3 separate regions of the Homo sapiens genome follow, and regions 1 and 2 are each linked to region 3. A link is a contact called in ENCODE Hi-C or POLR2A ChIA-PET data. All regions are on one chromosome and are shown on one strand. Each heading gives the region's core, a stretch centred on a gene start or an enhancer-like site at or near the end of the contact. The rest is flanking DNA. Distances are from core to core; before and after follow the strand shown. Region 1 holds the start of SRCAP (Snf2 related CREBBP activator protein). Region 2 holds the start of FBRS (fibrosin). Region 3 holds the start of STX4 (syntaxin 4).

Region 1 (4,604 bases), core at 1,621-4,120, 330 kb before region 3:
GAGGCAGGAGAATGGCATGAAACTGGGAGGCGGAGCTTGCAGTGAGCCGAGATTGAGCCACTGAACTCCAGCCTGGGGGACAGAGCAAGACTCCGTCTCAAAAAAAAAAAAAAAAAAAAAAAAGAAACCCCGGCTCTATTAAAAATACAAAAATTAGTTGGGCATGGTGGCCAGTGCCTGTAATCCCAGCTACTTGGGAGGCTGAGGCATAAGAATTGCTTGAACCCGGGAGGCAGAGGTTGCAGTGAGCAGAGATCGTGACACTGCACTCCAGCTTGGGGTAAAGAGCGAGACTCTGTCTCTAAAAACAAAAAACGAAAAACAAAAAACAAACTATATAAAGCAGCTGGGGGCGGTGGCTCACACCTGTAGTCACAGCACTTTGGGAGGCTAAGGTAGGTGGATCACCTGAGGTCAGGAGTTTGAGAGCAGCCTGGGCAACATGGTGAAACCCTGTCTCTACCAAAAATACAAAAATTAGCTGAGTGTGGTGGTGCACACCTGTAATCCCAGCTACTTGGGAGGGTGAGCCATGAGAATTGCTTGAGCCCGGGAGACAGAGGCTGCAGGGAGCCAAGATTGTGCCATTGCACTCCGGCCTGGGTGACAGAGCAAGACTATCTCAACAAATGAATACATAAATAAATACTATGTAAAGCACATCAGAAAGCTAACCTTGACCTTAAGATCATGGGTGTGAAACACTGAACTATAGTGAAATATACTCCACATTTAGGTAGTCCTTTAGAGCTTTTTTATTTTTTCATAATTTTAAAATTTTTAATTTACTGTAGAGACGACGTCTCACTATGTTACCCAGGCTGGTCTTGAGCTCCTGGCCTCAAGTGATCCTCCTGCCTTGGCCTCCCAAAGTGCTGGGGTTACAGGTGTGAGCCACCGCACCTGGCCCTTTAGATCTTTCAAAGCAATTTTACATCAGCAATTCTATCCTCACTTTACAGAGGAAACTGAAGCTCAGAAAGGTGAAGTTAATTGCTCAAGGTCACATAGCAAGGAGTTAATGGCACAAGGCTAGGTCCAATTCAGGCTCTGGCCTGGGATCCCCTCTTCTGGGGGTGATGGGAGGAGGGTCTAGAAAAGATGGGCATCATCCACTTTTCTTTCAACCCAAACTTCATCTGTAAAATGGGACCAACAATCCTCTTCGCAGGGAAGAGCTAAACTGAATGGAGGAAGGGGAGCTTCATCAGGGCTTCCTAACCTGGCCTCTTAGCGGGGGCTTTAGGTGGTAAAATTTTATGACAGCGAGTGCATTCTTGTGGCTTAGACTGCTTGGCTAGGAATCTTGACTTCAGGATCTGTCACTGTGTTTTAACGCCTGAGCCTCAATTCGTTTGTAAAATGGAGCAGTTAGGATTAAAAGAAATAATCAAGGCACCAAGTAGTGTCAGTAGAAGGTAGCTGTTATTTATTGTTCTATTCTGGGGTAAAGGTATCAGATTCTCAAAGGGATTCTTAATCTAGAAAGTTTGCGAAGAGATGGCAAAGGTGTTTGAAAGCTATCAGGAAACCATCCTCGCGTAAAACGAAGCAGCGCTACAGAAGTGGGCTGCCATGGGAATCGGGAGGCCCAGGTTCCACTGCTAACTTGCTGCAGCTTACTGGGTGATCTGTAAATAAAAAGGGAGGTGGCGGTGGTCCGAGCTGGCAGCCGCAATGCAGCCCCAGGTAGATCTAGGGGCAAACGGTAAAGGCGCTCCGAGGAAGGGCGAGCGCGCAGCCTCTGGGAGACTACACCTCCCAGGCTGCCTTGCGCACCGTGCTGCACCCTACGCTAGCACGCGAGCCTCCCCGTTCCCCCACCCTCCAGTTACTGTCTCTCGCGAGAAGACGGGCCGCGCCGGCGATAGCGATTCCGAGCGAGTGGTGGTGGTAGTGGTGGTGGTGGCGGCCGAGACGGCGGCGGCCATTTTGGTGAGGCCTCGGGAGCGGCAGCGGCGGTTCGCTGGGAGTAGCGTCTGCCCTTTTTCCCACCCACCGTCCGCATCTGTGTGCTGCGCGAAGAGGCAGTGGAGGCAAGGCGGTGGCAGTAGCCGCAGTCTCCAGGGGAGTTTAAAGGCCGCGAAGGCGGTGGCCAAGAGGGGGCCCTCCCCCCTCCTAGGCGGGAGGGGGGGTGGTGCGCACGCCCCCGAGGACGCAGGTAAGGAGAGGGAGACAAGATGGCGAACGCCCCACAGTTCCCCCTCCCATGACGGCTGACTGCGCGCGCATCTTTCCGCCACCGCCTCCCCCCCACCTTCCCGGGGTGCTGCGCGCGCACCCTCAGCCGGGGCCCCGGGGCCGGTGCGCGAGGCTGTCGGCGCGCGCCCATAGAGACAGACTGAGGGGGTCAGGCCGGCCGGCGCTGGGCCCCGGCGTGTCTCCTCTCCCTTCCCGCCCTTCTGCGCACGCGTGCCTGAGCGAGCGAGCGAGCGAGCGAGCCCTGAGAGGACGGACCCAGGTGCGCTCCTGCCCGCCCACCAACCCAGTCACCCCTCAGGGGCGCGCGGGAAGAGGAAGGGGGGCGTGGGACGAGTAGTCGGGGCGCGCGCCCACCACATCTAGCCGGGGGACCAGGACCTGGTGGCACGAACCCTCCCTTCTCTCAGCCTTTCGCGGTCGGGTGATGGGGGGGCTCCCTGACGGGCTTGGATGACGAGCTTCCCAGCCCCGCGACCCTTGTGTGCGTGGGCTCGGGTTCTGGCGGGAGCCCCTGGGCCGTGCGCGCAGCCGGCTCGCTCCGCCTCCAGCCGCGCACGCGCGGGCCCCTCCCCCGCCCGGCGCGCACGTTGGGTGGGGTGGGAGTCTGGAGGGGGCGGGGCTATCTCAGGGCTAGTGGCAACTTGGGCAGAGGTCAGGGGTCACGCGAGGTCAGTCCGTCGGGAGGGCTAGGGAGATGGTCACGAAACCTGAAGTCAAGAGTTAAGGCTTGTTGGCTTCTGGTGAGCTCGGGTCTTGGGAACGTGTGGCGGAGTAGGGAGTGAATCAAAGCCGGCACTGTGGTTTAGGAATTTCCTTAAACACTGGGGAAGCATTTCCGGGCCTCCTGCGGGTTCACACTGCCTGTTTCCGGCGCGTGGTTCTTGGCAGTGCGGCCTCTCGCTTTTGACTGCTCCTGAGTCTCCTTTTGCTGTGGTTCTTGTATTTGGGGAAGTGTCTCAAGGCGCAGGTATGGGATATACAGCGCCCTGCCCTGAATCCTGGGCGGATTTTCCTGTGACCAGCCTGTTTGTTGACTCTTCCCGGGAGTTCCACTCTCACTTCTGCGTTCAGCCCTCACTGGAAAGGCCCGCAGGCAGGTAGCACCTTTCTGAGGTTCTGGATGTGACAGCTTTTTTTTGCTGTATTTTTTTTTTGTCTTCCATTCTGTGGTTGGAGCCTTTACACTTAAAATTTTTGAACTTTCTTTCTTCACTCCTTTCCTGCTCCTGCCCCCAGGCAGGATCGTATGTCCCTCCGGAATTCACAAAACATGATTTGCATTTCCCTGAAATGTGAGATTTTCCTACTACTGTAGTTTTTCTGTTTCTAGTCTTTTAACTGATTTGGGTATATTTAAACGTCTCAAAAAACTGGAGTAAATAATACGCTTTGATGGATGTTTCAGGTGTGATTCCCTTCAGTACGGCGGCACCGTGGAAGTGCAGACTTTCACAGGGGGTGTGGTCTCAGCTCACACAGGTGAGGGATCTGCTACCATTTTGTGTGCTGATGCTAATGGGAGAAATGTTTGAGATAAAGCAATTATAGGTCCGTATTGGGGATTTTCACTCTAGAGAAGCATGGGAATGTTTGCATGTGATTTTTCTGTAGAGGGTTTGATTATAGTACAACAACAGAACTGAGGCTGTGGGTTGAGGAAAACGTGGTCAACCTGGCTCTACCAGGAAGAGTAGCAGGTTTTCCTTGGTTTTGGCATCAGACTGTGGATTGAAGCCCTCCTATCACTTTTTTACTGTGTAACCTTCCGCAAATCATAAGGTCTTAACTTCGTAACTTACAAAACAGATTATATTAGAATGTAAGCTACATTTAGGTCGGGAATCCTTTCTGCATGGCTATATCCGTTGTGTGTAGGAGGAAGTCAATATTTGTTATGCTGTGAAAAGCACTTGGTTTTTAAGGTAGGTGTGAGGATTATAGAACACATCAAACAGGTACTAAAAGTATCTTATACATAGTAAGTGCTCAAGAAATGTAACCTGTAATTTCTGTGTTTCTCTTTATTCAGTGTTATTTCTGGTTTTTTAAAAATACTTTTTCATCCCCTTTAACTGCATTTCTGTCTTTTTTTTTTTTTTTAACCCTACTTTAGGTGCTCCAGAGGCTGGTGGACCTGAGCGGAGGCTGGGACGCCCTGGTGGGCCCCGGGCCCTGGAAGGCGGGTCCCGGTGGCCGGTGGCCCAGAATGAGGCCAGCTCCCAGCATGCCCTGCAGCCGGACGCCAGCCCCTCGGCCAGCAGTACTGGTGATAACAACCCAGTCATTCTTCAGGCATCCAAGGGGGAGCCTGGGAGTGGGACCATGCAGAGCAGCCCCTCCCCTGCTCACCCTCAGCTCCCAGTCCTACAGACACAGGTTTGAAAGTGGGAAGAGTTCCTTCT
Region 2 (4,546 bases), core at 580-3,079, 380 kb before region 3:
TGATAGATATAGATGGAGTTCCGCTCATGTCACTCAGGCTGGAGTACAATGGCACGATCTTGGCTCACTGCAACCTCTGTCTCCCTCATTCAAGCGATTCTCCTGCCTCAGCCTCCCAAGTATCTGGGATTACAGGCGTGCGCTACCACACCCGCTAATTTTTGTATTTTTAGTAGAAACTGGGCTTCACCATGTTGGCCAGGATGGTCTTGAACATCTGACCTCAGGAAATCCGCCTGCTTTGGCCTCCCTAAGTGCTGGGATTACAGGCATGAGCCACCATGCCCGGCCTAGAGATACTCTCTTGCTTAGAGGATTCTCCTGTGTGGAGGGACACTTCTGAATCAGTGCCAGATGATACTGTGACCCTAGACCGTGGTCTGGGTTCTCCCAATTCATTTATATCAAGGAGACTGAAAGGCCTATAGTGGGTCAAGGCCTTGAAGATCAAGATGGCCCTGAATTCCTGCTAACATGCAGGCCAGGACCTGCTGCTGGATTCAAGAGCTACGGCTAGGCCAGGTGCGGTGGCTTACGCCTGTAATCCCAGCGCTTTGGGAGGCCGAGGCAGGTGGATCACAGGAGCCTAGGAGTTCGAGACCAGCTTGGCCAACATGGTGAAACCCCGTCTCCACTAAAAATACAAATATTAGCTGGGTGTCTTGGTGTGTACCTGTAATCCCAGCTACTCAGGAGGCTGAGCCAGGAGAATTCACTTGAACCCGAGAGGCAGAGGTTGTAATGAGCTGAGATCGCACCACTGCACTCCAGCTTAGGGAACACAGCCAGACTCTGTCCCCCCCAAAAAAACAAAACAAAACAAAGAGCTAAGAGTAATGGGCCATAATGAAGCACTCACGACGACTGTCATAGGTGCTTGACCTGCACATGTCCCTGCGACAGGGAATTAGTCATTTTATGGACGAGAAAGCAAGGCAGGCATGTCAGCGCGCTGTCCACTTTTAAAACGGTAACCCGGGCAACCGAAGGCCAGAAATGGCTGTCTCTTTTTTTTTAAGCCAGTCACATTGAGCAGTGGGGTGCATCTTTCATAACTGAGAGGCATCACAGGGCAGTGGCTGACATAGACGTGGCTAGGAGACTACCAGCCCGTCTGTGCGCGCATTCCTTTCCGTCCCAGTAAAATGGGGCTGACAGCATCTCCTTCATGGAATTATTACCAAACGCAGTCACAAACGCGGAGAAGCGCTCATGCAGGTGCAAGGCGTTTTCGAATTGCTAGCACTCGGGACCGCTGCCAGCAGCCGCGCCTGGAAGGGACGCGGCTGCCTGTTAGTGCGGCCGGCGCAGGCGCAGGCACAGCACGCGGCCGCTCGGGCCACCCCGGGCCGCGGAACGACTCGCAAGCAGCCAGCCTGACGGCGGCGCCGCCACGCGCGTGCGCGAGACGCCAGGCTGTCTGTGGGCCGCGCCGAGCGGCGGAAAGGCGGCGATGACTTAACTGGCTGTGGAACGGAACCTCTTGCAGCCGCGCGCCCCCCGGCGGCCAACCGCCCCCAACGCCTCAGGCCCCGCGTCTCCGCCCCTCGCCTCGACGCCATCAGGAGACCGGCCAATAAACAAACAGCAGGAAGAGGCGGGGCCCTGTAGTAACCGCCCCAAACACCTACTTCTAACCAGTCGAGTCACAAGACTGGGGGGAAGGGCGGAGCCAATCCGACGTAACCCAATCCAAGATTTGAGGGCGGTTACATGCACCCACTCCCTCGGGTTTGGCTCCGCCCCTCACCTTGACGTAGCCCTCCCAGCCTATCAACGACTGCGCCCGTTGGGGGTGAGGGGAAGGGGGCGGAGCGTGGGAGGAGGCCGAGAGAGGAAGGAGGCGTAGGCTGAGGAGGAAGAGGGAGGAGGGGTAGGGAAGTCCTGGCGGAGAAGCGCCCTAAGACTCCAAAGGAGACAACAGGAGTTTGTGCTGGAGCTCCCCCGCTGCCCATCGGCCGTTCCGGATCCCCTAAGGCCCAAGTCGGACAGAGACGGAGGAAAGGAGGAAGAGACTTTTATGTCGGCGGACAGGGGAGCTGTACCCGTCACCGTTGCCTCACATCCGGGGCTTTGGAGGGCTGGCCTCGCTGCCCCGCCCCGCCTCGCGCCTTTCATGGCGACCGGAGGCGGAGGCTGGAGGAGCTGGGCCCGGAGGAGGCCCCTTTAAATCTCCTTAAAGGGGTGGCCACTGAACTCGGCGGACTGCAACGCCAGCCTTAAAGGGGAAGCCGCCGAGCAGACGCTGACAAATTGAGAACTGTGCCGTTGGGAGAACTGGGGCGAGTGGGGTTTTTCTTTACGTCCTCCTCCCCCACACACAAGAAGTCTTTTAAATTCAACTTAAAGGGGAAGTGGCCGCTTGTGGAGGACTAGAAACTAACTCCGAGCCCTTAAAGGGACGGCCTGCTGTTAGAAGGACCCTGGACTCCTTAAAGGGGTGGCCTCTTTGAGCCGGAGGACTTGAGACACTTTTAAAGGGGAGGTCTGCGTTTCGGGGCGAGCTTTCGGCCCCTTTTAAAGGGGTGGCCCTTCCTCTTCCTCGGGGAGACTTGCATCGACCCCTGGCAGGGGGTGGCCACCGCACTAGGCCGCCGGACACTGTCGGGTCGTCTTAAAGGGGCCGGGAGCTGGACAACTTGGGGCCTCGCCTTAAAGGGACGGCCGCCCCGTTTTCGCCGTCGCGGCCCCGCCGAGCCCGCAGGGGGGGCCCTCGGGCTTGTCGCCCCGGGGGCGGCGCCGGCTCCCCGGGCCGTGGCCTTGGGGCAAGCTCGGGGCCAGCAGATCCGGCTTTAAAGGAGAAGCCGTGGCCCTCTCGTCACTGTGCAGCCGCCAGCGCCGCGCCTGCGACCCCGGGCCTGCGGACAGGCCGCTTCGGGCCCCGCCGCCTCCGGATGCGGCGCTGAGGGCGGTCGCCATGGAGACGGCAGCGGCCGCGGCCCCGGGTCCGGGCTGGGCAGCAGAGGGGGAGCGCCGACGGCGGCGCTGCTCGCGCCGAGACCGAGACCGGGAGCAGCGGCGCCGCCGAGGTCCAGGCGGCGACGCGCCCCGGGCCCTGTTGGCCGCCCCGCGCGGCTCCTCGTCCTCGTCGTCGCCGCCGCCGCCCGCCAGGCCTTGGTCGTCAGCTTCGTCTGGAGAGCGGCCTGGGGGCCCGAGACGCCGGCGGCCCCGTCCGAGACCTCGACCCCCGCGACCCCGAGCTCGGAAGCGGCCTGCCGGCTCGGGCAGCCGCGGGGAGGAAGAGGAGGAGGAGGAGGAGGAGGGGGGCGCAGACGACGGCGAAGCCGAGGAGGAGCCTGAGGAGGAGGAAGAGGAGGAGGAGGACTTGATCGATGGCTTCGCCATCGCCAGCTTCGCCACCCTCGAGGCCTTGCAGGTGGGGCCTAATGGGGCTAGGAGACTTTGGGGGTTTCCGAGGGGCAGCAAGGAGGGGGCAGTGCCCCTAGTGGGTGGAGTTGAGGGGGGAATGCTGGCACCCCAAACCAGAGCAACCGGCTCCTCTGGCCAGGCCTCTGCCCCGCCCTGGGGTGGGAGGAGGTAGAGCTCGTCTCTGGGGACCCGGTTTCCCGGCCCGAGGGGTACTTCGGCAACCTGGTCACCCCTAGAGGGGTTGGGAGCTTGCCCTTTTCCATCTATCTCAGCCCCACCTCCTCCTCCACAGAAGGATGCATCTCTTCAGCCCCCAGAGCGACTGGAACATCGGCTGAAGCATTCTGGGAAGCGGAAAAGGGGGGGCTCCAGTGGGGCCACCGGGGAGCCAGGGGACAGCTCTGATCGAGAGCCTGGCCGGCCCCCTGGGGATCGGGCCCGAAAATGGCCCAATAAGCGGAGAAGAAAAGAGGTGAGGTTGTCCCTTAAAACTCTTTAGGCAGAATGTATTTCCCACAGCCCCGTTTTTCATCAGCAACGCCACTGCCCCTTGTAAACAGAGACCCCAGTTTCTAAGGGCAAAGAGGCAAGCAGGGCAAATTTGAGCCCTTACTCATCCGGGTCTGACGAAGGCCTGTCTACAGTCAGGTGCACCTCCTTTTGCCTGGTTCTGTGTCTACTTCAAACGTTTTGATAATTCAGAGAGGCGTCAAAGGAATATAGTTGGGTCGTAAATTAATTGTGGTTCCTGCCCTTCCTCGAGGTGGTGGCAGTCCAGCAGAAAAGAAATAGCCAGCAAGCAAACACCTAGACCTTAATTTGAGAAGCTACAGAAGACAAAGATGGGGAGAGATGCTACAGAAACCCACATGAGGAAGCCGCTTGTGCTGCCTGGGGGATGGGAGGAGAGTTGTGGTTGGGGAAAGCCCCCTAGGATGTCTTAGTCAGGTCCTGAAGTATAGTCAGAAGTTTGCTAAGAAAAGACACGGGGAAAAGTTGTTTTGGGCAAGAGCATGAAGACGTGAGGACCCGGCGTATTTAGAGAATGGTGAGAGCACTGGGACCCGGGTGGGCAGTGGCGGGAGAAGCAGCTGGAAGGAGAGGCTGAGAGTAGATCCTGGAGGCCCATGAGCGCCCTGCTGGGAGCTGCGACTTTCCCAGCTGCCTCAGCAGCCGC
Region 3 (4,229 bases), core at 147-2,646:
CCTGTTATTCATTCCCGGCTATGCTGAGACTTGCTGAGTGACCTTGGGGACTCCTTCTAGAGAATATAAGTTCCACGAGTGCAGGAATTTTTGTCTATTAGTCCTTGATGTATCTCCAGCCCTAGAACAGTGTTTGGCCCATACTATGTGCCCAAAAAATATCCATTAAATGACTGAATGTTGCTGTGCATGGTGGTGCATGCCTGTAATCCCAGCACTTTGGGAAGCTGAGGCAGAAGGATTGCTTAAGCCCAGGAGTTAGAGACCAGCTTGGACAACATAGTGAGACCGCATCTCGTAAAAATTTTTAAAAATAAAAAATGAGTGAATATCTAGATAGCCAGGATTAGAGAAGTGTCACAGTCAGAAAGCCTGAAGCCTAAAGAAGACCAAGGAACCAGGGGCTTTATCCTCAGATACATGAAAGCCTGAAATTCTGTCCACAAGTATTTATAGAGGGCCCGTAATGTTCTTGGTACTGGGCTAGGAACTCCCCAGATTCAGTTAAGAACAAAGTCATTACCTGGCCTCAGATGCAAGGCAGGGGCTGGGGGGTGTGAGTGGCAGGGAGGCAGCGTGATCAATACAAACACTTTTCTTAGCCTGAGCTGCCCTGACATGGTCTGACGGCTCACAAGGTGGTGAGTGCAGCCGGGCTGCAGTGTTCAAGGAGGGCGCCGGCTGGCCGCCCACCTGTCAGAGGCTGCGCCAGAAGGATGCGGAAGAAGAGATTTCTGCCTTGGCTGAGGTCACTTCCCACCCCCAGATTCCCTGCCCACACAACCCTGCAATTTTCTGACGCTGACGACTCGGATCCTATTATTTCCCGATTTTCAAGGTCCCATGATGCTGACAGCCCCAAATGCTAAGTCGTCAGTCCGCCCACGCCCTGGACCCGAAAGCAATAAAGGCGAGGTCAGCAAGGGTCCTACCACCCACTGCCTCGAAAGGCCTCTGGGGGTGGTCGGCGCGCCCCTCCCCACCTCGCGGGGGCCGTGTGGGCGTCGCTCGGTCGTTGGGGTGCCGGGGACGTCGTGATGAGAACGGCGTCCCAGAGACGGCGGTGACAGAGCCGGGACACGTGACAGTCACAGGGTCACATTCTGCGGTCCACGAGTTTGGGACCGGGCTGGTCACGTGACGCGGTGGGGGCACCATGGGGTGATGTGAGATGCGGGTGTCTCGGATTACGTACAAATGACGTATTCCTACCCCTTTTGGCAACCAGATTTCCGTTGGAAGATGCAACGGTTCCGGTGACGGTAGCAAGTTCTCGCGTCCAGGCATCTCCGCTTCCGCTCGGGGCGCAACAACTTCCGACTCCACCTTCCCAGCCTCGGGCAAGGAAGAGACGCGACCATGTGCGCATGCCCCGAATTTATCACGGAGGGGCGGGGCTGAGGCTGCGGGAGCTGGAGCGGGGAAGAAAAGGGAATTCCAACCTGTGGAACCTTGGGGGGTCCCCGGGGTCGGCGCCTTCCCATTGACTGTGGGCGGTGCAAGGGACGGAGCCTCTGGCGGCTCGTGGGGGTGTTGGGGTCCGCAGGGGGAGGGAGGGGAGTGTCAGAGTGTGAGCGGGGTACGGGAATTCCAAATTTGAGGGCCTCCCGGCTCTGGCGCCGGGGAGGGAGAGCTCAGGCCGCCATGCGGGACAGGACCCACGAGCTGAGACAGGTGAGACGCCAGGGCAGCGGGGATGGGGACGGGCGGACGAACTGGAACGCAGGACTTCTGGTCTTCGGGATAGGGAGGGGTGGCTGATGGCCAGGAAGGAAAGTCCCGGAAGCCTGTGGGTCCTGCGGGGTAAGAGCCGCAGCGAAACGGTGGTGCCAATGACTCCGGGCCTGGCAGGGGGATGACAGCTCGGACGAAGAGGACAAGGAGCGGGTCGCGCTGGTGGTGCACCCGGGCACGGCACGGCTGGGGAGCCCGGACGAGGAGTTCTTCCACAAGGTAAGGGGCTGGGGTCTCCGCCTGGATTCGCGAGGGTGTAGGAGGACCCGAGGAGTAGCGTGGTCTGGAGTACCCCATATCTCTTTCAGCCCTCTCGGTCACCCTCCCCAGGTCCGGACAATTCGGCAGACTATTGTCAAACTGGGGAATAAAGTCCAGGAGTTGGAGAAACAGCAGGTCACCATCCTGGCCACGCCCCTTCCCGAGGAGAGTGAGTGAAACCCCGGCTGCAGGGCGCATGCTCCGCCCCAGGGATTGTGGGGGTTGTAGTTCCACGCAGGTGGTGGCCAGAGTGGTTTGTTGAGGTGGGGGCTGCTGTTTGGGAGTCTTGGCCTTCTCTTATTCAGGCATGAAGCAGGAGCTGCAGAACCTGCGCGATGAGATCAAACAGCTGGGGAGGGAGATCCGCCTGCAGCTGAAGGGTGAGCTCCTGGGACCTCAGACAGATCCTTCCCTCTGATCCTGCCCTGTTGTTGGTATATCTGGGGAGTGTGTGGCCCAGAGAAGCCAGTGATATATCCAGGTCACACAGCAGGCCTGGGTCTAGCATCTGTCTCCTGGCCTCCAGGCCATTGTACTCTCCACAGCACAAGTCCGCCTCTCAGGTTCTTTTATTTACAATGAAACCATTTACTTACACAGTTATCGCTGCCCACTGGGCATTCTTTGGGCAGGGAGATGGAGTTTTGTTAGGTGGCCTCTGCATACCTATGGGAACTCAGTGATGTAATGCAAAGAAAAATAAACTTACTTTCTCCTCTTAGAGGCTCAGCCTTAGTCATTTTATGATAAATTATATTTCCCTAAAAATCCTATGGAGACAAGTACCCCCAATACCCCTGTGTCTTCCCACAGCCATAGAGCCCCAGAAGGAGGAAGCTGATGAGAACTATAACTCCGTCAACACAAGAATGAGAAAAACCCAGGTGGGTTTTTTTTCTCAGAAATGAGGACATTTCAGCAAATGTTTCATGAAGTATTAGATGACAGGTGTATGAAGGAAGGGCCTGCAGAGATCATGGAGTCCAATTGGATGACTTTTCCAAATGGGGAAACTGAGCTCAGAGAGAGAAAGAACTTGCTCAAGGTCAGGAAGCCAGGTCTCCTGATGCTCAGTCCGGTTATAACACCCTGCTTTATTTTCTTCCATTCAATAGGAAGTTACTGTGACCCCAGACAAGACCTAGTCTTGGCTGTGGGACACATGTTTTCTTTTCTTTTTTTGCCTCAGCCTCCTGAATAGCTGGGATTACAGGCGGACACCCCCATGCCCAGCTAATTTTTGTAGTTTTAGTAGAGACTGGGCTTCACCATGTTGGCCAGGCTGGTTTCGAACTCCTGACCTCAGGTGACCCTCCTGCCTCGGCCTCCCAAAGTGCTGAATTACAGGCGTGAGCCACCATGCCCAGCTGGGACACATGTTTTCTGGGAGTCAAGATGAGGAGTTAGGGTTCAATAGGGGATAAAGACATTACTCACGTGGGACCTGGTGGCTAACGGCGCTGCCCAGGGAAGGAGAGTGAGAAGTCATAAATGACTGGCAGGTTTCCTATCTATGTGACAGGGACATCCTTAGTCCCACAGGTGGAATTCAAGAAGTCAGGAAGAGGAACTTCCTTGGGGCAACACTGAAGAGGAACTCCCCTGGTGTGATATCTTATTTTTTTAATTATTATTATTTTTTTGAGATGGAGTCTCACTCTGTCCCTCAGGCTGGAGTACAGTGGCACAATCTTGGCTCACTGCAACCTCCACCTCCTTCAAGCGATTCTCCTGCCTCAGCCTCACGAGTAGCTGGGATTACAGGTGTGCACCACCACACCTGGCTAATTTTTTATATTTTTGGTAGAAATGAGGTTTCACCTTGTTGGCCAGGCTGGTCTCGAACTCCTGATCTCAACTGATCCACCTGCTTTGGCCTCGCAAAGTGCTATGATTATAGGCATGAGCCACCGCGCGCGGCCCCTGGGGTGATATCTTAGTAAGGAGATTTGCAGTGATCTGACTGGCCCTCTCTGGGTCCCCAGTGAGGAGGATACCAGGAGGTCAGGGTTGGAGTAGTTGGGCCCAGGGCTCAGCAGGGACCCCAGATTGAAGATGGAGCAGCTTGGGCATCTTGGAAGGGTGAAGCTGGAACCAGGAAAGCAGATGTATCTCTGGAAAAGGAACTCCAAGGAATGAGCATATTTAAGGCCTCAGAAGAAGGGGCAAGGCAGAGCAGATGCCCCAGAACCAGTGTTTCTGGGGAAGCCTGTGGTGGTGATTGGCATGAGTGG

Evidence for each region. A loop is a pair of places that touch in the nucleus more often than their neighbours do. ChIA-PET counts read pairs that join two places held with the same protein, here RNA polymerase II (POLR2A). Pooled maps may share reads with other maps.
Region 1: a loop to region 3 is called in a map of CD4-positive, alpha-beta memory T cell, with 21 times the contacts of the local background. The contact joins the promoter of SRCAP here to the promoter of STX4 in region 3. A Hi-C loop is called at or near these places in 1 of 168 maps with a recorded cell type or tissue (CD4-positive, alpha-beta memory T cell), 5 of 37 single-sample maps with no recorded cell type and 15 of 50 pooled maps. POLR2A ChIA-PET finds 5 or more read pairs at or near these places in 1 of 52 experiments (activated CD8-positive, alpha-beta memory T cell).
Region 2: a loop to region 3 is called in a map of CD8-positive, alpha-beta T cell, with 22 times the contacts of the local background. The contact joins the promoter of FBRS here to the promoter of STX4 in region 3. A Hi-C loop is called at or near these places in 3 of 168 maps with a recorded cell type or tissue (B cell, CD8-positive, alpha-beta T cell and PC-9), 8 of 37 single-sample maps with no recorded cell type and 13 of 50 pooled maps. POLR2A ChIA-PET finds 5 or more read pairs at or near these places in 1 of 52 experiments (Panc1).

What each region holds. Positions count from the first base shown.
Region 1 is chr16:30,696,301-30,700,904 of GRCh38, forward strand. SRCAP (Snf2 related CREBBP activator protein) reads left to right here and starts at 2,871. Exons shown (of 34, transcript NM_006662.3): 1 at 2,871-2,942; 2 at 3,608-3,681; 3 at 4,316-4,578. The coding sequence starts at 4,525. LOC730183 (a long non-coding RNA gene) reads right to left here and starts at 2,760. Exons shown (of 2, transcript NR_144637.2): 1 at 2,581-2,760; 2 at 1,407-1,631. RefSeq lists enhancers at 1,682-1,771, 1,802-1,991, 2,648-2,942 and silencers at 2,112-2,521, 2,662-2,891.
Region 2 is chr16:30,656,602-30,661,147 of GRCh38, forward strand. FBRS (fibrosin) reads left to right here and starts at 1,830. Exons shown (of 18, transcript NM_001105079.3): 1 at 1,830-3,376; 2 at 3,662-3,841. The coding sequence starts at 2,918. RefSeq lists silencers at 1,246-1,505, 1,536-1,615, 1,666-1,845, 2,666-2,895, 2,966-3,015 and enhancers at 2,096-2,545, 4,226-4,385.
Region 3 is chr16:31,032,162-31,036,390 of GRCh38, forward strand. STX4 (syntaxin 4) reads left to right here and starts at 1,397. Exons shown (of 11, transcript NM_004604.5): 1 at 1,397-1,674; 2 at 1,852-1,953; 3 at 2,065-2,164; 4 at 2,301-2,375; 5 at 2,809-2,879. The coding sequence starts at 1,645. RefSeq lists enhancers at 721-1,232, 1,745-2,255.